Linked DNA regions of Homo sapiens: region 1 is linked to region 2. Evidence: chromatin loops called from intact Hi-C (ENCODE). Cell type or tissue: IMR-90. All regions are shown on one strand. Links, peaks and the distances in the headings refer to the core of each region. The heading gives the core; the rest is flanking DNA. Region 1 overlaps LINC00922 (long intergenic non-protein coding RNA 922). Region 2 holds the start of LINC00922 (long intergenic non-protein coding RNA 922).

Evidence for each region. Peaks named below come from ENCODE experiments on the same cell type or tissue, not always from the same donor. Only the 100,000 strongest peaks of a DNase experiment are listed, where the experiment ranks them.
Region 1: it touches region 2 in a loop (4-fold over the local background); 3 of 110 quality-filtered maps call a loop at or near these places.

The regions. Positions count from the first base shown.
Region 1 is chr16:65,504,765-65,517,423 of GRCh38, forward strand. All of the region lies in intron 2 of LINC00922 (long intergenic non-protein coding RNA 922), which reads right to left. Among named protein-coding and RNA genes, the nearest start is that of LINC00922, 65 kb to the right of the region's middle. In IMR-90, for the core only: no CTCF peak of the experiment used is centred there; a DNase peak (open chromatin) is centred at 6,257; H3K27me3 peaks cover 167 bases.
Region 2 is chr16:65,566,309-65,578,967 of GRCh38, forward strand. LINC00922 (long intergenic non-protein coding RNA 922) reads right to left here and starts at 9,989. Exons shown (of 10, transcript NR_174971.1): 1 at 9,931-9,989; 2 at 5,463-5,617. In IMR-90, for the core only: a CTCF peak has its summit at 6,126; a DNase peak (open chromatin) is centred at 6,043; H3K27ac peaks cover 809 bases.

The DNA.
Region 1 (12,659 bases), core at 2,057-10,056, 62 kb before region 2:
TTCTTCTTTTTTGTATTTTTATGTCAATAGTTGTGTGGGTACAAGTGGGTTTTAGTTACATGGACAAGTTCTAGAGTGATGATTTCTGAGATTTTGGTGCACCTGTCACCAGAGCAGTGTACACTGTACACAATATGTAGTCTTCTATCCCTCACCCCCCGAGCCTCCAAAGTCCATTGTATCATTCTTATGCCTTTGCATCCTCATAGCTTAGCTCCCACTTATAAGTGAGAACCTAAGATATTTGGTTTTCCACTCTTGAGTTACCTGAGAAAATGCATACAGTAACAGCCTTCACCTTCTCACATCTGCTACTGCCAACTACTCCTAAAGAAAATGTCCCCAAACCAGTGGCTTTTGTTGCCACAGCTCTGTCATTTCTGGGGGGCGACATCTATCAGATGAACATTCAAAGACGTAAATGCTGCTAAGATGCCTCCCTCTGAGAAACCTGGCAAGAGGTTAGCAAGGCAGGCATGGGGGCAGCAGCCACTCCTGAGAGTGCTTTGGGCTCTCTGCCCTGCCAGGGGAGCTCCACACCCTCTTAGAAGAGAGGAAAGACAGACACAGACACCATTTTCATCAACTCCATCATGCCTGGATAAACCTGAAAGATTTTAAAGCAGAAAAATACCCAGGGAAACAGTCTAACCTGAAATTCCCTGCAGAATGCAAAATGTTCTGAGATCTACATGGCTGCCATCCAGGAAACCTCACTATGGGAGAAAGGGCCCCGCTTCCAGGTCCTCCGCTGGGCTGAGATACCTGATGGTCAGAGGCATCAGAGTTTGTGCTCCACAGCATTGGAAGCAGAGCCTGGGGATAAAGAGGGTGTGAGGAAAATGGACCTGTGTCCTCAGCACAGCAGGAAGCAGGAAGGTCTGCTTCACAGGAGCTAGATCCCTGCCTGAGGCTGCAGCTGGAACCACTGCAGGGAACCACCCATGCCCGAACCACCACAGCTGGTACAGGCTACTTGTGGCCTAGACTTAGGTGAGTAGGAGGGGGGTATTTGAAGATCCAAGAATTCCAGGTCTTGGAATCTGAAGTGAAAACTTCAGATCGCGGATCCAGAGGTTTTCTAGAATGTCCATTATGGCTGAAGTGAGGAGATACGAAGGCTGCAGAGGTAGCGGTGGTAGGGGAAATGTTGAGGGACACACGGGGGTCTGGCACCCTTCCCCATTGACGAGAAGCACTGTGTTTTTCTCTTTTTGTATATTAGGATATTGCAAGCCAAGTCCTTAGGACAAAAGTTTTCTTGACTTACATATAAAGAACATTTGTAAAATGCTGATAAGCCTCCTATCCTTCCAAGCCCACTGAGTGGCTTGGAATTCAATTTCTGCTTGAATATTTGCAGGTCTAGAAGTCTCCATAGTCTTAAAAGCAGCCAATACCACTCTCACACAAGTGTGACTCTTGAGAACAGTCTTCTTGTGTCATATCAAGAGACTTTTCTGTAGCTTGTAGAGTCCAGTCCTTTTTATGTGCTCTGCAGTCTCACAGAAAAACCCATTTTCTATAGTTACACTAATTAACACTTACCAAGCACCTGCGATTGGGCCACTGCCCTCCTCAACCCACTCTCCCACATATAGATTTTATTAGGTGGAGATTAGCGAGGCTCAGTGGTTTAGGACAGAGGCCACACTGATGGTGTGTAATGGGGCGACAGTCAAGGTGGGTCTCACTCAAAATTCCATGCTGGCTCCTATGCAGACCAAAGGGTTATGAGGAGGAGTGTGATGGCTGCTCTGATCTTCAGGGCCCTGTGAATGCTCAGGCTGAGATGCAGGAGCTTCTGTGCCCTGCCTCTGGACCCTAGCATTCATCTACCCATCCCTCCTCTTCTCACCCCAGTGCCCACCCATGACCGAGCACATTCCTAGATACTCCATGACTATGTGCTGCCAAAGTAACTAAATGCAGAGGCTAGGAAATTCCTCAAGGTGCCTTCTACTGCCATGCAAGAGTTCTCAGGTATTTAATTTATAAAATCTACCTAATCAACTGCCCATAAGTATGTTTTGAAAAATGAAAAACACCACGTAGAGGAAACACTAGGTATCTGTCCCCTACTCATTTCTCCAGCCTGGCCTCCTTCCCTGTTCTCACTTCCTTCCTGTGCGCCTTCCTCCCCAGGATCTTGCCTCATCTTGGAACAGAACTTAGTCTTTCACCTCTTTCATGGTGGTCTTGGCATGGACCTTTCCCCCTGGTTAGACACTTCTCGTCTGACTTCATTTTTACTTGCTACTCGGTGGTCATCCACCCCTTCTTCAGTGAGGCTTTATCTTTCTTTCCAGTGTCAAGTAAGCACCCATATGTGTCATCTTATGGCATTCTGTACTATTCCCTTCTTTGTGTATAATAATTCTATGTATATACTGAACATCTATAGCCTCCACTAGGAAAATCTCAGAAGGAATGATGGTGTCTCTTCTTATCACGGGGTTCCCAGCATCTAGTACATAATATGTGCTCAATAAATATGTATTAAGTGGGCAAATACATGAGTGAATAAAAATAAATGCATGGTTGTTTAATATATGAGCAATTCCAGAGTATAAAGTAAATATTTAAATGTTCACATCCGTGTCAACAGCTCATTCTTCTGCTCTATCCAGACAGCCCCATGAGGTTGACTGTGTTCCTTTCTTCACTTGCCAATATGCCTCTATCTACAGACCATGTTTGCACCTCTAGGATGAATAAAGGACTTCTAGGAAAGTTGTGTTACAACCACAGATCCCATTTCCAGACCATTGCAGGTATATGGGACACAGCACCATTAAACTGAATGCAGTTGGTTTTGAAAAAACTTGAAATTTCTTCAAAGGTCCATCTGCATACATAAGAAAGCTCAGCCAAAGTCTACACATCCCTCTATATGCAATTAATACATTTATATTCCCATGCAGTTCCCAATGTAGTCACATTGCCTGGGCAACAATAAAACATCACTTGCTGAGGCCACTGAATTCTGTCATGCATCCATCAATGATTCATTCTTCCTTCAATCTTTATTTTCTTATTCATTGCCTTCTTCAGTCCTTCAGTTAGACCCTGGCATTCAGGATCCATCCATCCATCCATCCATCATCCATTCACCCATCCATCCATCCACCAATTTGCATTTCTAGGCATCTGACCTTTTCTTAAGACCCAACTTAGCTACCCCGGGATCTACAGGGATGGGGAATCTGAGAATTCATAGCCTAGCACTGAGGGTCCATATCAAATTAGAAGTAAAGCAGACAGCCAAGAAGAATGGAAAAGGTTCCTCCTTGTCTACTCACTCACTGTATGTCAGGATTCCACATGCCTGGCTAGGCCTCCTTATCACATCAGCTGACACCTGGATGCAATGATCTCACATACATATTTCTCCAGGCCAGACCTGTTTGGTGCACTCCACACAGATCATCGAAACTGCCTACCTTGACATATTTCCTACTTGCTAATTCAAAATTGGATTTCTCAGAATGGCTAAGATGAACCCTTGATCGTCAGTCCAATTCATTCTCTTCCAGGATTTGTTCACTTACCAATGACTCTGTTTCTACACCAAAAACATAGGGATCAGTCTTGCCTTCCACCTTCCTTCACAACCACCAATCCATCATATTTTACAACTTCGATATTTTTCCCATCCTAGCATCATCACCGTAGTCCAACTCCCATCATCTTTCACTTGGACAATGTTTATTAAATTGCATGTGCTTGGGCTGCTCCAAATCTGTCTTAACAACGTTGTTTTCAAACACAGATCTCACCAGGTGACCCACCTTCTGCTTGAGAACTTTTTGTGGCTTCCCTCCCATCGCTCTTAAGGGTGAGGTAAAGGCTACAAGGCTGACATGAGCTGGCCCAGAGTATCTCCCTCATCTCTTTTTGTCCCTACCCTCCCTGCCTAGCCCTGCATGTTCCCATCACACCAACCATACTCATGCTAACAAATATATTTCCTCTTGCTAAAAAAAAGCTCTGCCATGCCACCCCCCATAGACCAAGTACATTCATCTTTTCTCCCCCACCCCCTTTTTTTTTTTAGAGACAGGGTCTCACTCTGTCACCAGGCTGGAGTGAAGTGGCAAGATTTTGGCTCAATGCAGCCTCAACTTCCCAGGCTCAAGTGATCCTCCCACCTCAGCCTCCCAAGCAGCTGGGACCAAAGATATGTACCACCACACCTAACTATTTTTTATTATTTGTAGAGACAAAGCCTTGCCTTGCTGTGTTGCCCAGGCTGGTCCTGAACTCCTGGGCTCCCACCTTGGCCTCCCAAAGTGCTGGGATTACAGGTGTGAGCCACCATTCCTGGCCCTTTTCTCCTTCATTAGCTCTCAGCATGTCTTTCATCAGGACACTCTTCCCTGATTTCCTCATCTGGGGACCAGGGAGTGCGTTTGTTTTGTCCACCCAGAAGATGCTGTCAATAGTCCATATCCCTATAAACTAGCCCAGAGGCACCTCATAGCCAGCCCCCACTACATCTCTCTCCCTGATGTCTCTCTGGCTGTGGGGAAATGCTTGACTCACATAGGACAGGCTGGGAGTGTTAGGGAGTCAATAAACCGAAGCACTTCTCAACCAATGAGCCATGAGGGCTGGGCCTTGCCCACAGTGAGGCAATTCTCAGGCGTGTCCCATATAGTCTTAGGAACCCAGCAGGGCTGAGTCTCTGTTGCCCACAGCATTAATTATCTCTATGACATAACTTTCACTGGCTTTCTTCAATTACTTGTCTCACTTCTCCACTCCCTCATTGTGCTCCCTGAAATCACCTCCCAAATAAACGTTTGTACTCACACCCTTGTCTAAGGGCCTATTAGGGGAAAGAAAAAGTAAGACATTTTCACAGGAAAGGCTCACTTCTTCCAGATCACTAAATCCATCCGTGATTATGTGTTTATTACTGCAAATCTTCGATAACTGTCTGCCTTTCTCTTTAGGCTATTAGTTTCATGAGAACAAGGTTCCCGGCTATTTTTTGTTCTTCATCGATTTCCTGGTGCCCACCTCAATACCCAGCACATAGCAGGTGCTCAATGAATCTTTCTCCAATACAAATAAAATGATACATCAAGCTGTGTCTCCAGCACTGGAAATAAAACTATTATGATTTAATCACCACCCTTAAGAGGCTCGTATTGTAGGAGAAGCAAATTGAAATATTCATAGTATACTCTCATTGAAATTAATGTCACTCATTAGCATTGGATTTTATGAGATCTGAGGAAAAAGTACTTCGCCCACCTAAAAGGAGATCAGTAAGGGAAGAGATCCCAAAGCCTCATCCCAAAAGGCACACACCCCAAGAGAAGAAGGCTTCCACACAAAGATTCCGTAGAACTGTTGAGAGAAAGTAGAATAAATGCATTTGCTGTATGGGCTTGATACTTGAGAAAGTTATAAAAACCTCTAACTCAGAGGCTCAGAACCAGACTAATCATATTGTAGTAAATATTAATAATGGAAATTAAATAGCAGATGCATCAGTAACAGTGTACACATGGAGTGTGAGCACTCAGATGTGGTTTGTTCTAAAAATTAGGCTGATCTAAAAATACTCTTTGCGGAGGTGCTCTCATTTTCCAGAAGCAGTGATTAGGGCAGCAGGGGGCTTGGCCCAGGAAGTTTCCTGTCTGCCAAGGTTTTGGCAGCCCCCAGGGGGGCCGAGGAGTCTTGTTCAGGAGTGGCTGCCTCACAGAGCCTGTGAGTTCTGAACTCTGCTTCTGTCTTTCAAGACCTGTACCTACAATTCTCAGTGAACTGTTTTCATTTGTAAATGTACTCAACGCTGGAAGGAATTTGCCAAATTGTCTATCACCTGTCATCATTTAGTGGAATCCAAGTTTGTCTTTTGTCTTATGGTGGAGCTGAGTGCTGTAACCAATAACCCCAGAACCTCAGTGGCTTAACATACTAAAAGTATATTATTTCTGGCTCATGTAAAGTGGAATTGGATGTTTGACATGGGGCCTTCCACAGCTCTGATTCAGAGACAAAGACCTTTTCAGTCTGGTGGCTCCTCAGTCCTCTTGGGTCTCAGAGTCCTTGTTGGATGCTGTGCCTCTTTCCAGCAGATGGGAAGAGGCTCTTAGGTGGCAAAGGAGGTCGTTCAGGCTGGGTCTGGGAGGTTTGCTGGTTTCGCTCACATGCATTAGTCATAACTCAGCTCCAAGCCCCATTTACATGCAGAAGAGCCTGAGAAACAAGGTCCGGCTGTGTTCCCAGGCAGAAAAGGAAACAGGGTCTTCTTGTAAAGACTGAGAGGTCTCTCCCATACTTTTCAAGACATGTTTAGAAAGGACGGGGCCATGGGAAGGTAACCGCAGATGGCATTCCCTATCTGGTGCATGGAATGCAGCCCGCCCTTATCTGTCTCGATGAGATCATCTTTTCCACTTTTCAACTGACACAAAGGAGCTGGGTCTGTTGGACCTAGTGACCTGGAATTCCACAAGTGTTGATATTTGGACTTCCTGGATAATATGTATCCAGATCACCTTTTTACTTCAGGAAATATAAGGTCCAAAAATCAGTGATGTTCAAGAAATGGGCTTCCTACTAGGCAAATAAGTAACTTTAGTTCTTGGAAAAATTACTTAATTTCAGGTATACTGTGTGTGTGTGTGTGTGTGTGTGTGTGTGTGTGTGTGTGTGTGTGTGTATCCAAAAGGCTTTGGAAGAGGTGATGTCGAGGCATAGCAAATGAGAACTCATCCCCATTATCTATGTCCTAGAATAGCCCTAGATTAGAGTTACAGGAGCTGAATTTATTTTCTCTTTATTAAGAACAGAGTTGAAATTCTGAGCTCAGCAACCATATTGGGTTGTTATTATAATCATCTCCATTTTAAAGGTGAGTAAACCAACACTGAGAGGCATTAGGGATTTTCCCCTAAGTTATATAGTGACTAAGTGGTGGAGATAGGACTGAAACCCCAAAAATCCAATATGGGAGCCAGACTTAACAGTACACTTTCCCAAGCATCTTCGAGGAATTTGTATTGCAGGAAAAATATTGCTTTCTAAAATGCATGTAACTCATTTGTAAACATTATATATTACTGCCTGAAAATTTAGAATAAAGCAGAATAAATGAAAATCAATAGTCCTTTACCCAACCACAACCATGGTTGAAATCTTAGCAAAAATTGGAACAAATAATATTTATTACTTTTTAACCATTCCATTCCCCATACCTCATCTTCAGAAAGTTTTCTTACAAAATTACTAATTCTGGCCAGTCCTTTCTGCTTCTGAATAACCCTCAATATCTTCTCTAACCTTGGACTTACAGAAGCCAAACCAACCTCAGGGTAAGTCCAGACTTTGTTTTTATTGGAAAGTCTATTTTTCACTCCAAAATAACAATTTTGGCAACTACAAAATCAGAGCTGCTGCTGCTTATGATAGACCAACTTCAGAACCAGTAGTGTGGCCAATAAGAATGTGCTAGTGATGTGGCAGTTCTCTGGAAGAGACCAATGTCACAGCAAACTGGATGCTCTGAGCACTGTCTCCAAACATTGTGACACCTCTTCTTCCTGACTTGCCACAGAGATCATTGAGAAGCACTTTAGATAGAGTTCAATACATACGTCCATGAATGCCTCCAATCTTAACGGATGTGTTTTTTGCACAAAGTACCATGACAGGCATGAAGGATAAGACACAGATAAAATTGTATCTCATGATGTACCTTCCATCTGGAATCTGGGAAATGAGCAATGGGAACACAGTCCTTGGTTGTTAATGTGGTATTTGTTCCTCTTAGGCATGGGAGGTAAAAGGGGCACATCAATATCACCATTTTACCAAGAAGGAAACTGAGGCTGTAAGGCATTTAGTGTCTTACTGAGGGCAAAGCAAAGGTAGAAACTAGTTGTTATGGTTTGAGTGTGTCTCCTCCAAAATCAAGGTGCTGAAACTTAATGGCCAATGTGATCGCATTAAGAGGAAGGGGGACCTTTAAGAGGTGATTAGGCCATGAAGGATCCACCATCATGAATGGAATGTAGGCCCTTATAAAAGATGCTTCATACAGCCTTCAGCTGTCTCCCCTTTTCACCTTCTGCACCCAGAGGATGCAGATACAGGCACCATCTTGGAAGCAGACAGCAACTCTCAGCAGACAACCAAACCACTGGTGTCCTAATCTTGGACTTTCCAGACTCCAGAATGATGAGAAAGAAGTTTCTGTTCTTTATAAATTACCTGTCTCAGGTACTTTGTTACAGCAGTGTTCTGTGTGGGAAACACGCGAGGGGAGAAGAAAAGACACACACAATACCTCTAAGGGTAAACAATCTTTATCCCATATAAATAGCAATGCTGATATAATAAGCAAATGATATAGTAAGTAGATTGATATAATAAGCAGACTGATATAATAAGCAGATTGATATAATAAGCAAATTGTGATGGGAAGGGGAGAAGGAAAAAGATATTTACACTCACCAGAGTGTGGAGGATTCACCACCAGACTGGGAAGCAACAGCCTGGGCACCATAGTCGGCCACTCGTCTGTGCACAGACGAGGAGAGGTCTCATGAAGCTTCAGTGCAGTCTAGGACCCTAGCTCTTTTTGTAACAAGTTGTTTGACATGAGGCCCAGTCATGAGGGTCCCTCACGACTGGGCTCAAGGAACACAAAAAGGTCAACTTGTTTTTGTAATTGTCTGTTGTTTTCAATAACTAATATATAGGAATAGATTGAAATAGAGATTACTCCGACACAGCAATGGATGAACACCTCAAAGGGCCCACACTACTTGTTCTGAGACTTGGTGACCATTGTTTGTGTCCATGTTCAATTGAGTTCACATTTAATATTTAACTTTTCCTCCACAAGCAGCACAAAATAGATGAAGACAGTAGTAAATCCAGGACTCAAACATAAGTTTGTGATTTATAATGTAGACAAAGGCATTGTAAGGAGTTACAAGTGGTCATTTAGACATATCCTAGAGTACTCTAAGATCATCCTAACCAATATTACTTTCCTATCATAAGGGTTATACCACTTGCATGGAGGATCATGATGACAGTCACCTGTCAGGATTTTCTTCCATTTATAAGTCCACGAAAAGCCTATGTTTTCTCTGCCTCTGAAATTGTGCATTAAAGTCTCAATCTGTGCTTGGCACTTGACAGGTACTCAGTATAAATCATATATCCTTGCAATTATCGACCCCATGATTACCAAATTACCTATGTGTCAAGTAGAAAGGAGGAAAGAGAAAGAAGAAAGAAAAAGAAAGAAAGAAAGAAAGAAAGAAAGAAAGAAAGAAAGAAAGAAAGAAAAAGAAAGAAAGAAAGAAAGAAAGAAAAAGAAAGGAGGGATGGAGGGGAGAGAGAAATAAATTATTTTATTTTTCTGGTTCCTGAGACATTTCCATAAGTTATTAGAAAAAAAAGATCAATTTACTAGTAAAATAAAATGTAAATCTTTGCAAAAATTTTCTGTAACCTCCGCAGGTTTAAAAAGGAACCTTTGTTCTTTGTTTCGCTCCTAATGATGATTGCCCTTAAGTCTTGGGCTGATGTTTTTAAACCAGGAATTGATTTGAATTGGATAGGAGATAACCAACATTGAACACAAGGTAAGCATTAAGATGAGTTTTTTTTTCTTGGTCATATCGTGTGTGTATAAATTACCTTCAGCACAGAGAGTTTTATTATCAATCATTTGAGCCAATAAATGTCTCATTAAATCTAATTTTCACTTATGGAGTACGCAATTGTCATTATATAAATATTATTTAATTACATAATGGCTCAACTATTAAGAAATCTGTATTTAACTGATATTTGAACCATATTCATAAAATGCTCTATTCTAGGAACTATTTGAGAATTCCATAATATTTTGATTAAAGACGGTAGTACTTTACTGATTGTATTTGGATAAGCCATGTTGTCTTTATAATAAGGTGTGTTGATATTAAAAAATGATTAAACATTTTCAAGGGAAGAGCTGCTTCAACTTCACCCACCTTTCATCTTCATATTATGAATTATACATTATTCTTTCACTTCTATATCCTCAATCCTTTTTTCTTTGTAGGCAATTATACAGTGACCCATCCATATAGCTCATGAGATTTCTCAATTTTTTATGAATGTTCGTAAATATGGAGGAAATGAGTGCCAAATTTATAACCGGTTGGACCATATTAATCTTTTTTTGTTGTTGTTGGAGGGATGGCTATAGTTATCACATTGCACTGTTTGAATTTAAGAGAAAATTATTTTAGGGCAGTATGGGGAGTGAAAGATGTTTAAATCTAGAAAGTCCCTTTAGCCAAGTATGTGACAAGCACCATGTAAGTGGAAGAATTTGGAAGCCTAACTTGAATACTTCTTTGTTTTATTTCCTGAGAGATGATAGGAGACTCGGGGTCCAGAACATGATGAATGTTGGCTGTCAGATGAAGGCGAAGGGAGATGGAACTGGGCTGGGTCAAGTTTAGGGAACTTACCTTTGGAAGATGTCTGTGTTATGGGGGCATGCGACACTCAAATTTAGTCTTATCCTAATGTAAATATCCAAGGGCTATTCTCATGACAGTGGAATTCAGGGAATGGTTACACTTGAGATGCAGCTCGTGCCAGAGTGGCCTGAAGCCTGTCTCAGGCAGGAGGCAGGGATAAGAGCATACGGTCTTCCCAACTATGGCAGGACATAACCCATAATAGAGTGTGAGCTCAACCAGGACAAAGCCCTTTTTCATTCTTGGTTATCTCCATAGTGCCCAGGACAGACTCTATAACACTAGATCTGTAGAAACATTTGCCAAACTGTGGATGGAGAGAAGATGCAGTCAATGTCAGGGCACAAAGAGTGTATCAGTTTTGTGGGCTTGGATATGGCACATGGTTGGGGACCTGAGGCAGACTCCTAAGGATAAGCCAGTTGTGTGGATGGTTCTAGAGTTAAAAGGAAGTGTCTTAGAATAGGGGAAGGTGCATGATGATCAGAGCTCACTCAAGGGGCAACGGGTACCAATCTTCAGTGGGTTGTGTGTCTACCATTCTCATTGACTCATTCAACAAACATCTATGGGGCACTGGCTTTCAGCCAAATACTATGTGAAATGTTGGGACACACAAATAAAATGTCATGATTCCTGGTTTGGAAGAACTTTTGCCTTAGTGGAGAGAAAGACCTCCTAACACCACACACTGTAAGTCAGCAAAGGCTTAATGGTTGTGTATGGCAGGGTATTGGCAAGACTGCCTCCAGGATGGTGGTCCAGATATCTTGTATTTGAGAAAGCCATATGCTCTCTGATGCTTCCAGAGAGCCCCAGATCCTCCTCAGCAGCAGGGCTTGAACATTCTAGAAACTCCAAATTATACTGAAGGTGTTGGTATTTTATTTCTTTTTGGTAAACATTTGAATTGGCTCAGGCACTATGCCAAGGGCTTTGCAAATATTTATTCATATAATCAATCCTCACAATAATATGGAGGAATAAATTCTAGCATTTCCATTTGACAAATGAGGAGGCAAGATTTCAGCATTTAAGTCATTTGCCCAAGATCCCACAAGTAGTGTTTGGGGGGATCCTACACTTGAACTCAGAAAGTTTCACTCTAAAATCCATAATCTTGAACTCTACACTGTGGAGTGCACAGTTATGACTTCAGAGAAGGGGGAGCTCAGCATGAGGTAGAGCTAGTAAAGGCTGTACATGAACGGAGTGAGCATCTTGTGGAAAATGTAGACTTGAGTTAAGCTCACATGTGAAGAAAAGCCAGTGTAGTCTGAATCCTCAGCGGGGTGAAGGTGTGAATTCAGGACTCTACTGGTTCAGTTGAGAGCTATTTATTCAGCATCTGCAAAGCATGGCAAGCCAGTCTTACACAAATGCTGATTATAAGGTAATGAGCAAGGGGAGACGTGGCTTTCCCCTGCCCAGAGCTCCCAAGCTAGTGAGAGCTTCAAACAAGTCAATAAATGATTCCTACAGGAGCCATTAGGGCAAGTTCAGAACACTGTGGGGACGCCTAAGAAGAAGGGCTCCTAACCTCTGAGACAAGGCTGGTCAAAGGAGGCTTTCTAGAAAGAGTACAATATGAAGATAATGGCATTGGAAGAGTCTAAAACGAGTTGGGGAGAATGCTCTAGAAAGTTAGCAAAGCCAATAGAGGCTGGCATTGAGATGCTCTCATTTAAAGAATCCTAAAAAAGGCAGCAATTGAACAGGATAGAGGGTTCAGAGAGACCCACACTTCTCCCCTATTCCTGTTCCTGGTGCTCAGAGTAGAAGCATAAGGTACCCTAGGGAACAAAGTCTTAGTAATTGCCTCTAGGAATAATATTATTGGTCACACTGGGTTCCTTAAACCCAATTCAACTTTGCCCCTATATCAGCAATTTAGTAGGTTTAACTACATTGCTTTTCTGTTCCAATCTGCTTTGTGAAGTGCTTAAGAAAAGGCCCTTTATAACTCTCTATAATAATAAATTATGAACAACAAAAAAAGGGGCAGCAGCGTCGCCCTCCTGTTCCTCCAAGGGGAAAGCTGAGCCTAATTCATATATTCTGCTCTGTCTGGCTATCTGGTGGAAATAAAAGATTGATGCGAACTTTACTGTGTAAAATTTGGGGTCTTTTCATCCAGACGAGAAGACAATT
Region 2 (12,659 bases), core at 2,523-10,522:
CCCAGGAAGCAATGAATAGGTAAACACTCACATAGCAAAACCGATGGAACTTAACTGACAGCTGAATTCAGAGGAAAACTTATGGCCAGCAAATTAATACAGAGATTAAAAATGTATTGATTTCAGAATTATGGGACAAGGAAAAATTAAGAAAAGTAATATTCACCTTAATAAATGAGAAAATAGGCCGGGCACAGTGGCTCATGCCTGTAATCCCAGCACTTTGGGAGGCCAAGGCGGGTGGATCACCTGAGGTCAAGAGTTCAAGATCAGCCTGGCCAGCATGGTGAAACCATGTTTCTACAAAAATACAAAAATTAGCTGGATATGATGGCAGGTGCCTGTAATCCCAGCCACTTGGGAGGCTGAGGTGGGAGAATCACTTGAACCCAGGAGGCAGAGGTTGCAGTGAGCCACGATCGTGCCATTGCACTCCAGCCTGGGCAACAAAGTGAGACTCTGCCTCAAAAAATAAAATAAAATAAAATAAATAAATTAATTAGAAAATAATGGAACAAAATAAAACAAAAGAAAAGAGAACTTAATAAAGTCTACAGTTAATAAAATTTTGAAGGTAGCAATGACAATGAAATCCAAGAATTATTTCCTTGAAAAGACCAATAAAATAGACAAATTAGGAGTTTTAGAGGGAAGAGGTAGAGAGAGGAGAGAGAGAGTCAAGATTATAAGAAAAAAGATACACTATAGGCAGAAAGAAGACTAAAGAATTAAGGGAATCATATATACAACTTTATGGAATTGATTTGAAAACTTAAAGGAGATGAATGACTTCCAAGAAAAATATAAATTACCAAAATTAACCCAGGAAGATAAAAATAGAATAGTTATCGCTATATCAGCTTAGGTAATTTGGAAAGGTAACTTAAAATTTATCATTAAAAAAGGCAACAAAACAGATAGGTCAAAGTTAACTTTCATTCATGTGACATTTACAAAATGGATGATTCAAATGTTATATAAGCTAGTTCAGGCCATAGAAAAAATGGAAAACTAGCTAGTTTTATATGCAGCCAGCAAAATACCAATATCTGATGAAGATAGTATAAAAATGCAGAGCACTTTCACTTATGAGAATATAAGCACAAATATCAAATCAAATGTTGACTAATTGAACCAGTGATATACTAAAGACAAACATATGTGAGCAACTGCAAAAGTGGCAAAGGCTTATTTCAATTCATTGGGGAAAAAAATAGATTAATTCAAAATAGTTTTGGCACAACTGGCTATCCATCTGGAAGAAAAGAAATAAATGTTTAAGACTATATACAAAATACTTATAAATACACTCACATCTTCAATGTAAAAACATATATATACAGGAATACACACACAAAATATAGGGTCCTGCAGGGAACATGTCTTGATCAAACCTGAGAACTGAGAAATGTTGAAATAAAATGTAAACACATTTGTTCAGGTAAAATATTTTACAGCACAATATAGTATACCGAATGTTAATATAAAAATAATATTTCCCAAATGACTTAATGACTTTGCAATGCAGATGACACTGGGCTTATATTATAATACTTAAAGTAAACTGACATAATGAGAAAAAAGAGGCCCCAATGGAAAAATGAGCAAAGTTATGAATAACACACAGGAGAACAAATCAAAAGGGCTCACAAACATTTATATATACCCACATTCAGAACCAGAGGCATGCAAAATAATAGTGAAATAATAATTTACACCTATGGTAATTTTTTAAAATTTAAAACCAGCCATTGTTAGCCAGGCACAGTGGCTCACACCTGAAATCCCAGTACTTTGGGAGGTCAAGGCAGGAGGACTGCTTGAGGCCAGGAGTTTGAAACTAGCATGGGCAACATAGCAAGACCTTATCTCTCCAAAATATTAAAAATAAAAAAATAAGCTGGGTGCAGTAGCTCATGCCTGTAATCCCAGCACTCTGGGAGGCTGAGGTGGGCAGATGACTTGAGGTCAGGAGTTTGAGACCAGCCTGGTGAACATGGGAAAACCCCGTCTCTACTAAAAATATAAAAATTAGCCAGGTGTAGTGGTGGGTGCCTGTAATCCCAGCTACTTGAGGGGCTAAGGCACAAGAATTGCTTGAACCCAGGAGGTGGAGGTTGCAATGAGCTGAGATCACATCACTGCACTCCAGCATGGGCAACAGAGTAAGACTCCATCTCAAAAAATAAAAAAATAAAAACCTGTGTGGTGACATGCACCTGCAGTCCTAGCTACTTGGGAGGCTGAGGCTAAAGGAGTCCTTGAGCCTAAGAGTTAAAGGTTACAGTGAACTATGATCGTGCCAGGGCACTTTGGCCTAGGTGACACAGTGAAACTCTCTCTCTTTAAAAAAATAAAAATTTAAATTTAAAAATTTTTTAAAAGCCATTTTTTCGCAGGGATACAAGAAAATGGGTACTCTCGCATATTACTTGTAGAAATCAGAATTGTTAATTTCTCTTATGAACAACCTAGCAAAATGTATTAAGCCTAGAAATACACATACTCTTCAACCCAGCAATACTGATCCTGGATCTATTCCATAGAAATAATAAGTGTTTGAGGAAGGAGATGGATATTCTAATTATCCTGATTTTCTCACTATATATTGTACCTGTGTATCAAAATATCACATGTACCTTGTAAATATGCATAATTATTATGTACCAATAAAAATGCAATTAAACAATTAAAAGAGTCTCCAATGAGGGATGATATATATGTGATCATATTTTTGAATATTACTTTATATTAATATATTTGGAATAAAAGTGAATAGATGATAACACACCCACATAGAGACTTACATGAAGGCATATAGACATATTAACATTATATAATTGTCTCCAGAAGGCATTGATACAGTACAGTTGTCTGCATATTGCTTTGCTGATTTAACAGTACCTGATGGATATCTCAGCAAATTAAAGGGTGTACCTCTAACTAATTCTAGTTAATTCTTCAGGTTATTTTTTGATGTAGGAGCCTAATAATTTGACCCAACATTTCCCCAGACTCAGACAGTTTCACTAACAAATTTTACCAAACACTCAAAGAGTTCATATCAACCTTGACCCACTCTTCAAAAAATTGGATGGGAGGGAATGTTTTATAACTCATCCTATGAGGCCAGTATTACCTTGTTACTAAAACCGAATAAAACATAGAAAAATTGTAGACTAATATCTCTTATGAATATAAATGCAAAATCTTAAACAAATACCAGCAAACCAAAGCTAGTAACATACGCAGACACAAAATTTTACAGCATGACCAAGTGGGATTTCTCACAAAAATGCAAGTTTGGTTTAACATCTGAAAACTCAGTTAATGCAATTCAGCTTATTAATGGAATGCAGGACAAAAACCATATGTTCACCTCAGTAGATCCAGAAAAAGGATTTGACAAAATCTAACACTCATGACCAACAACAACAACAACGACAAAAAACCACATTCAACACACTAGGAATAGTAGATAACTTCCTCCATCTGATGTAGAATACCTACAAAAAGCTCACAGCTAACATCACACTTAATGGTGAAAGACAGAGTGCTTTCCCCTAAGATCAAAAAGAAGAAAAGGATGTCTATTCTAATTACATCTACTCAACATTGTATTGGAGGTGCTAGCTAGGGCAATTAGATAAGAAAAAAGAAATAAAGGCAGCAGAATTAGAAAGAAAAAAGTAAAATGATCTCTATTTGAAGATAAGCTTATCTTATACATAGAAAATCCTGAGGGTTCACAAATTAAAAGAAAAAAAGTTATTTGAACTAATAAATGAGTTTAGCAAGGCTACAGGATATGAGTAATATATAAAAGATTTTTTGTTCAACATTTGTGTTGTTTCCACTTTTTGTACTTCTATATACTAATATTTTTGTATTTCTGTACACTAGCAATAAAAAATCTGAAAATGAAATAAAAACAATTACACTTATAGTGGCATCAAAAAATAAAATACTTAAAAATACATCTAACGTAAGTATAAGACTTATACATTGAAACTAAAAAAAATTATAGAAATGGAAAAAAATCTAAGTAAATGGAGAATTACCCCATGACTATGAATCAAAAGGCTTGATAGTGTCCAGATGGCAATACTCCTCAAATTGTTCCACAAGGTCAATAGAATCTCTACCAAAATTTGAGCTTTTTTTTCACTGAAGAACTTGGCAAGCTGATCCTAAAATTCACATGAAGATTCAAAGGATCCAGAATAATCAAAACAATCTTGAGGAAAAAAAAAAGTTACAGGCACACAGACTTTCTAATTTCAAAACTTACTATAAATATACAGGAACTGAGACAGAGTACATCTACTATAAGGATAGCCATATAAGGAACAGAATTGAGAGTCCAGAAATAAACCCTGATATCTATGATCGATTGATTTTCTACAAACATGTCAAGACAATAAAATGGGGCAAGAAGAGTCTCTTCAATAAAGATTTCATCAAAATTAAAAACTTTTGTACATCAAAGGACATTATCAAAAAAAGATACAGAATGAGAGAAAATATTTGCAAATCATATATTTGATAAATATAACTATATCCAAAATATGTAAAGAACTCTTACAATTAAATAATAAATGACAATAACACAATTAAAAATAGGCAAAATATTAAATACACATTTCTCCAAAGAAGATATATAAATGGTCAATAAGCACTTGAAAAGATCCTCAACATCATTAGTCACTGAAAAATGCAAATTAAACCACAATTAGACCCCACTTCATACCCAGTAGAATGGTTATCATAAAAAAGAAACACAATAGCAAGTGCTGGCAAAGATATAGAGAAACTGGAATCCTCATGCAATGCTGGTGGTAATGTAAAACGACGGCACGTAAAAAGAAAGATCTTCCTCAAACTGTTAAACAGAGTTACCATATGATCCCACAGTACCACTTCTAGGAATGTACTTAAGAGGAATGAAAACATATGTCAACATAAAGACTTGTACACAATGTAAACACTGTGTAAACTACCAGTAGTTTTTATACTAGCCAAAAAAATGGAAACAACCCAAATTTCAGCAACAAATCAATGGATAAGTGTGGTATACTCATGATAAAAGCTATATAACAAAATGAAGTTCTGATACATGCCACAACCTAAATGAACGTTGAAAACATTAAGTCTAAGTCAGAAAACACCAAATATTATATGATTCAACTTATATGCAATGTCCAGAATAGGTAACTCTACAGACAAAAAGTATATTAATGGTTGCCCAAAGACATAAAAAGAAAACGGATTTCTTTTTTGAATGGCAAATACATCCAAAATTAAATTGTGGTAATTTTAACACAGTTCTAGAAGTATTCTAAAAACTATTCATTTGTGCACTTTATACGGGAAAGAGGCATAGCATGTAAATTATAATTAAAGAAAGCAGTTCAAAAAACACAAAAGAATGGGTCGAAATTCTGAAGGTAAATCAGACTCACCCACGTTTGTGGTCTGGTGATATGGAAATGTCTCTTTTCACCCGTGAGACTCCAGGTTTATTCCCTACTTCCAGTATTCATGAAAAATAGGACAGAGAGTCGAGCCTTTTCTTCTTCCACGGAAATTAACACCACACGAAAATTGCCATTCTGTTCTAGAATATAAGGAAATATCTCATTGTAAATGGTATGTCTATTTACAAACTGATAGCTAGAAACAGCTGGAAAGCGTGTTTTTGAAATCTTAGAAATTTAAAATCTGAAATTTTAGAAATTTAGAAATTTGAAATTTTAGAAATTAGAAGTTAATGTAAAAATGTACTTATGCCATTTGCAAACTTGATACCTAAGTTAGTAAATTCCAGAATGTGCTAGTTACAAAAATAAATGTTACTCAGTGTTGAATGTGATCTTTTACCATTATTTTTAATTTGGGAACAAATTATTGACTCAAACTTAATGCATAAAGATTCCTTTTCTATAAATGTTCTGGGAAATTAACTAACAATTAAGTATGACTAACAACTGAAAAATGAAAGCGCATATACTAGGGCTGATTCACAAGTGAGATACTTCTGGAGTTCATGATAGCCTGTGTGGAGTTTCCTGGAATCTTTGCAGTCACTACATAACATAATGTCATCCTCTTCTGGCCACTTTAAGTGACACAGGCTTGCCCAAGATGCACTGGGAACTCATAAGAAGCCACCAGAGTGTCTATCTTCTGCACTTTCTCCACACCATCTCCTATCAGTATGTCCTGATCCTCTTTCTCAGCCTTTCTAAGTAAGAAGTCCTATTCCAGTTTCATGCCTCGGCCACTTGGGTGAATGTTTTGATCAGGGACTCCAGATCCCATAGGTTTCTGCAGTGATATGTTAAGCCTGGAAACTGTCATTGAGAGATATCTATACCTCAGAATCCTCTGGGCCAGCCCTGACCTTCTCACTGGGGTGGAGGTAATAAGAGTAATTATTACTAAGCACAAAGTATACATGGAGACTGATGTAGATGCTTTATATAGATTAACTTCCAATCTTCATGGCCGTTCTCTCCCATAAGATTTCAGGCTTAAATACTTTAGAACCTTACATAAAATGACTCAGCTAATATGGACAGAGTTTAAGCACTTCACGCTTGCAACAGTGTTTTGCTCAGCCTGGCCAAAGACCACCTATAAGATCACCTGGAGAGTCTGTCAAACACATAGATTTTCTGGCCCCAGCTAGGATCAACTGAATCAGTTGTTCTCCGAATCTTAATAGTTTCACAATTTTCTGAAGTAATCTGTGATTCTGACACACAGAAATTGGAAAAACACCACTTTCTTCTTCCTTGAGCATCAGTACAGTGTTTCACAAATTTTCTAACAAGCTGAAACCTCCAAATGGCCTTTCATTTTCACAGTGGATGGGGGATGGTTTTCATATACTTCTTTTTCCAAAATCCATTCGTTATATTCTTCACATTGCATGATATATTAGAAAATCCCAACAGGAAAAAAAAAACACCACCACTATTAACAAATAACTCTGTGTCGGAGGCACCACTTGACTAAAAAGATGAGCTTGGGAATCTGGTTTTTACTAGTCTTTATTCAAACATATATATAGGACTCCTATGCCCACTCTCCAACATCTCATATGGCTAAGCTGCAGCCTTGGTACTTAGTTACTAAACCCTCTCACTAATGCCTAGAATTTGGGTTCCCAATCACAGGCCTATTTAGACATAAGATCCACGGGCATAAAGAGATGTTGCCACTCTTCATACTCTTGAGAATAAGGCCCTTCAAAAATGGGAAGGGTTTTCTTAGGTGCTTGGTAGAAAGGCTTTGTTTAGGATTTAGCTAACTAGTTGTATATATCAGCCCCAAATTTAATCTTCTCCTCTACCCAGCACAATGCCTTGTTAATGGTGAGTTCTTTCAGAAATATTTACTAGATGAGTGAGTCAAGATATTGATCATTTGATGTCTGAATATCAGAACTGCAAGAGACCACTGGGAGATGCAATTCAAACCTCTCCATCTCTTTTTACAATTGAGAAAACATCACTGGGATCATTGGCCAGAACTCAAATCCCTTCCCAATAGGGCAAGGTCACTCCCATTGTCTTCACATTTCAGAGCATTTAGTTGAAGCTATGTCCAAGATAAGAACTCTAAGTTCCTGATTCTTTATAAATTTATCAGTTGTAATGTCCTTTCCCCAAATCACTCTGCCTCTAAGGCAGTAGAATTTTGCCTCTCTTTTTTATTTAGTATTGATACCTGCAATATGCCTGAGAAAGAAATCTAAAGGGACACTTATTGAGACAATAAAGGCACATGCAAGATCATGAAAGAGACAGAGAGGTGGAAAAGATGATGTTTTAAAGATGATGCCCATTGAAAGATGAGCAGAGAAAAGAATGCAGGAGATAATTTCAAGGAAAAAAAAATTTCACTGAGCTAAAAGTGTTCAAGCCTAAGAATACCCCCTCTAAGGGTAAAGTTTCATTCTCACCGATATGACAAACATTTTCCCAACAGAAGAAATTTAACACATTATATAAATACCCCAATACGCAAATGGTGGTAGTAATAATTAGTTTTCTCCCCTTTCATCTCCGTTGTTTCTGCCCACACGCATTTCCTATTTCGAGCTTTGGTGTAACAAATGCATCTTTTAAACTGGAAGCCCACGCCTTGTTTTTGCACAAACACAGGTCTCTTTATCGCCACGTGCAGTCTCTCCAGCTCAGGGAGCCGAACAATGAGGCATTTTCTTCTCTCCCTGGCTGCAGAGCTCTGACAGAATTCATTTAATTTCCATGTAAAGTGTAATCGGCGGATAATAATAGGTCACTCACAGCAATATCATTCTGCTCGCCCTGATCACCCATCATTGTGCTAATTGCGGGATAATGTAATATACAGCCAAGGCACACACATAGAATTAGACTGAGCATTTGTTTTTGTGATGCTATGAACAGGATATAAGAGAGAGTGTCATGTCAGCAAATATCATAGACATAGCCCCAGTCTTCCTAAAATGACTCAGGAAATAAAAGTAAAGATTCTTGTATACAGAGGATCTTTGGTATTCTTGATGTCACCTGCAAAATCCACAGGACTTAGGTGATTTTTCTGGGCACAGCTAGACCACGTAAATGCTCTGTCATCCCTGATGTCCCAGTTTTTTGGCTCCTTGGGACAGAAGCTTAGAGCAGCCAAATGATTGCTTGGGCAGGTGACAATCACCTGCTAATTGGCTGTGCTCATTTTAAAATATTTCAAAAATATTGATCATAAACCTTAGATTCTTCTTTCTAAGCCCAAAGACCCTCAAAGCAGCAGAGGCCTTTTCTGTATAGAATTGCTATCCTGGCCAGGCACGGTGGCTCACGCCTATAATCCCAGCACTTTGGGAGGCCGAGGCAGGCGGATCACGAGGTCAGGAGATCCAGACCATCCTGGCTAACAAGGTGAAACCCCGTCTCTACTAAAAATACAAAAAATTAGCTGGGCAAGGTGGCGGGCGCCTGTAGTCCCAGTTAGTCGGGAGGCTGAGGCAGGAGAATGGCGTGAACCCGGGGGCGGAGCCTGCAGTGAGCCGAGACCGCGCCACTGCACTCCAGCCTGGGCGACAGAGTGAGACTCCATCTAAAAAAAAAAAAATTGCTTTCCTTCCTGTAGAAACCTAAATTTTCCCATGCATGCTGTTTCTTTTTTGTCTCTGTGTTGGCAAAGTCAGGAGCTATCATAGCACATGGGCGCCAAAAAGGTGGGTCCTAAAGATGGCCTAGCCCAACACGTTCATTTAATTTATTTCATGATTTTTTATTCTTGTTACAAAGACAATTCATGTCTATTGTAAGTTATCTGGAAAGAGGGAAGAAAACAGAAGTGAACCCAACCCTCCAGAGAGCCCTGCAGTGCAGAGAATGAAGGTGAAGCCACAGAGAAAAATAATTTTTCTTTCTCAGAGAGGGACACTAGGAGGGGTGGAAGGATGTGTTTGCAAGAGGTTTGAAAACTCATATCTGAGAATAGTGTATGTCCGTCTTAGCAGTCAGCATCCCTCATGGATGTTGTCTAATCCTCATGCGCTGGGTGGGGCCTCCCAGCAACTCTCCTGCCAAGAAGCAAGGCAGCCTACTGGTCAGCACAAAGCTTGGCCAGCTCCAGCGCTTCAAGCCAGATTTTCAGGCTTTGGAAGAAGAGAAGAGCCAGCCCATTCCCTGCTCTCCTTCTCTGGTTTTTTTGGGGTATGTGTGAAGATGGAAATTATGCTCATGACCTGACAGAGACAGAAAGATAGAGAACTTCACAGACGCTAGGAGATGGAATCAGATGAGAAACAGCCTGTATTAATCTGTTTTCACACTGCTATAAAGATACCACCTGAGACTGGGTAATTTATAAAGAAAGGAGGTTTAACTGACTCACTGTTCCGCATGGCTGGGAAAGCCTCAGGAAACTTACATTCATGGTGGAAGACGAAGGGGAAGCAACACACTTCTTACGTGGCAGCAGCAGCGAGCAAGGGATCGAAGGGGAAGTGCCACATTTTTAAACCATCAGTTCTCGTGAGAACTCATTCACTATCACGAGAACAGCGTGGCGGAAACCACTTCCATATTAAAATCACCTCCCACCAGGTGCCTCCCTCGACACGTGAGGATTACAACTTGAGATGAGTTTTGGGTGGAGACACAGAGCCAAACCATACCAAGGTCCAAGGGAGAAAGAACCAGAGAAAGCAGATGGAGCTGAGAGACAAGTGTAGGGGAGAAACAAATACAGCACCAGGAGTGAGAGAGTGAGGAAGGGATAAAGGAACAAGACAGAGGCCCAGAATGGTAGGGAACAGAGAAACAGAGGGAGAGAGGTACAGAGGGAGAGGATAATGGAAGGGAAGAGAGAGAGATGGGCAATGAGGGATGAAAAGAGAAAGAGAAACCCAGAGTGAGACAGAACTAAATGAAACTGACATGAGTGGCGTCTATACAACAGGCTGAGCCCAACGTTGTGGCAGGGGTCTGGAGGGAGGTGAGTGTGAATGTGTGCATGTGCATGTGTTTGTGCATGAGGGGGCGCTGTTGGTGCTAGAAGGAGCCTTAGACAATGCACAGGATTTAAAAGCTTCCTCTGGCTGGGCGCCGTGGCTCACGCCTGTAATCCCAGCACTTTGCGGGGCCCAGGCGGGCGGATCACCTGAGGTCAGGAGTTCCAGACCAGCCTGGCCAATATGGTGAAACCCCGTCTCTACCAAAAATACAAAAATTAGCTGGGCGTGGTGTCAGGTGCCTGTAATCCCAGCTACTCAGGAGGCTGAGGCAGGAGAATTGCTTGAACCTGGGAGGCTGAGTTTGCAGTGAGCCGAGATAGCACCACTGCACTAAGGTCTGGGTGACAGAGCAAGACTCTGTCTCAAAAAAAAAGCTTCCTCTGACTTTTGATTCATACACTCATGTCTACCCCTAGATACTCAGAGCACCTTGATAAGCCTGAAGAGGAGATTGTGTTCTTTATTCTTTCTCTCTTACCTGAAAAGCATTACTTCTTCCCATATTTCAACCATTTCGTCAACAATTTGGTGATTCCCTGGTTCATGACTCTGCACACTGAGAAGCATGAGGTCATTTTGGAGGGGGCTCCAACCAGACCAAATGTGATATGAGCTGAGCAGAGGGAGTGGGGTTTGGTGAGCGGGAAAGCAGTGAACACCCTCTGTTGGTTCAGTTCAGGGGTCAGGCCCAGCTTCCCCAGGGCACTGAGAGCTAACTCAGATTTCCAGCACTGAGGTCACAGATCCAGGAATGGGGACAAAGAGTGCCAAGCCTGAGGCTTCAGGTGAGTGGTCAATGACTCTCCATCCAGGGCGTCAGCCTATAGGTCCATAAGTAGAAACTAGCAGGCATCAGACTGAAGGGACACTGGACCCTGGGCTCAAAGCCCAGGACCGAATTCTAGAAGCCAACATAGCAGGGGGTGGAGGTGAAGAGAAAGCTCTGTTCATGAGCAAAGTGGCCCTAGGGACACTGGATTCTGAGAATAAATGGCAGTGGAGGGTCCCTAAGATGGAACAACAGAGTTACTCAGTAAACGTAGCTAGGCTTCCCCATCCTAGATCACAGTGGCCGACTTGATTCAAAGCATCAGAAGGTGGACAGAGGAAGCAGCTGCTACCCTCCTGCCTGTGAAAGTTGTCTTGAGCTCTGGTCAATGGAAGACTCATTTGTGAAGAATGGAGAGAGAGAGAGGAGACATTGTCCCTGTCCTATAGGTGTGCCCAGTCACAAGGGAGACATGAGAAAACACCCCCCGACACACACACACACACACGCAAACACATCTCCAAACATGCTTATGACTACCATTATGATAATGGAGATACACAAAAAAAAGGAATAACAAATTCTACATCCTTGCTACTCAAAGCATGGTCCACGGACCTGAAGCATCAGCATCACCCGGATGCTTATTCAAAATGCAGTAGCCCAGGCCCTGCCACAGCTATAGAAGTAGGATCTGTGTTTTATCAAGAGCACATGAAGCCTGAAATGCCACACTCCACATGACAGGGGATCAGAGAAGGCTTCTTGGAAGTGTAACACTTCCGTGAGTTGGGTGTTACTTTGTCTTATAAGTAAGGAAAATGATATTTGAAAGACTGGATGGGTAGCCCAAAGCAGCATATCTCTTAAATGACCAAAGCTGGTCTCAAACTCAGGTTTATGACTGAAAATTAAACTTACTAAATCAAAGATCACCACTTATGTCATGGCGGCTATGTGCCAAGCCCAGAGCTAAGTACTTTATTACTCAGTTCTTTGTGTGTTTGGATTCTCACAATAACCATGTAAGATATATTTTCCCCAGTGCACAGAGGAAGTAACAACAGGCTCAAAAAAGGCAGGTGATGTTTCCCAAAGCCACACAGCTAGCAAGGGGCAAAGCTGGGATTCAAATACACAACTGTCTATTCCTGAGTCTGGGCTTGATCTTCGATCTGCTTTATATTGCCCAGGCCTGGTCACTGTGCCCCCCTGCCTCATTTTCTAAAGATGGAAAACCTGCTCTTCCGGTGACATCTATCATTCTGTTCTTCTGTCTGGTCACAGCCAGCCAACTGTGGCCAAGCCTGTGGCCAGCCGGCAAGGACAACAGAAGCCACAAGCTGGGAGCAGGCAGCAGAGAGATCTGTGGCA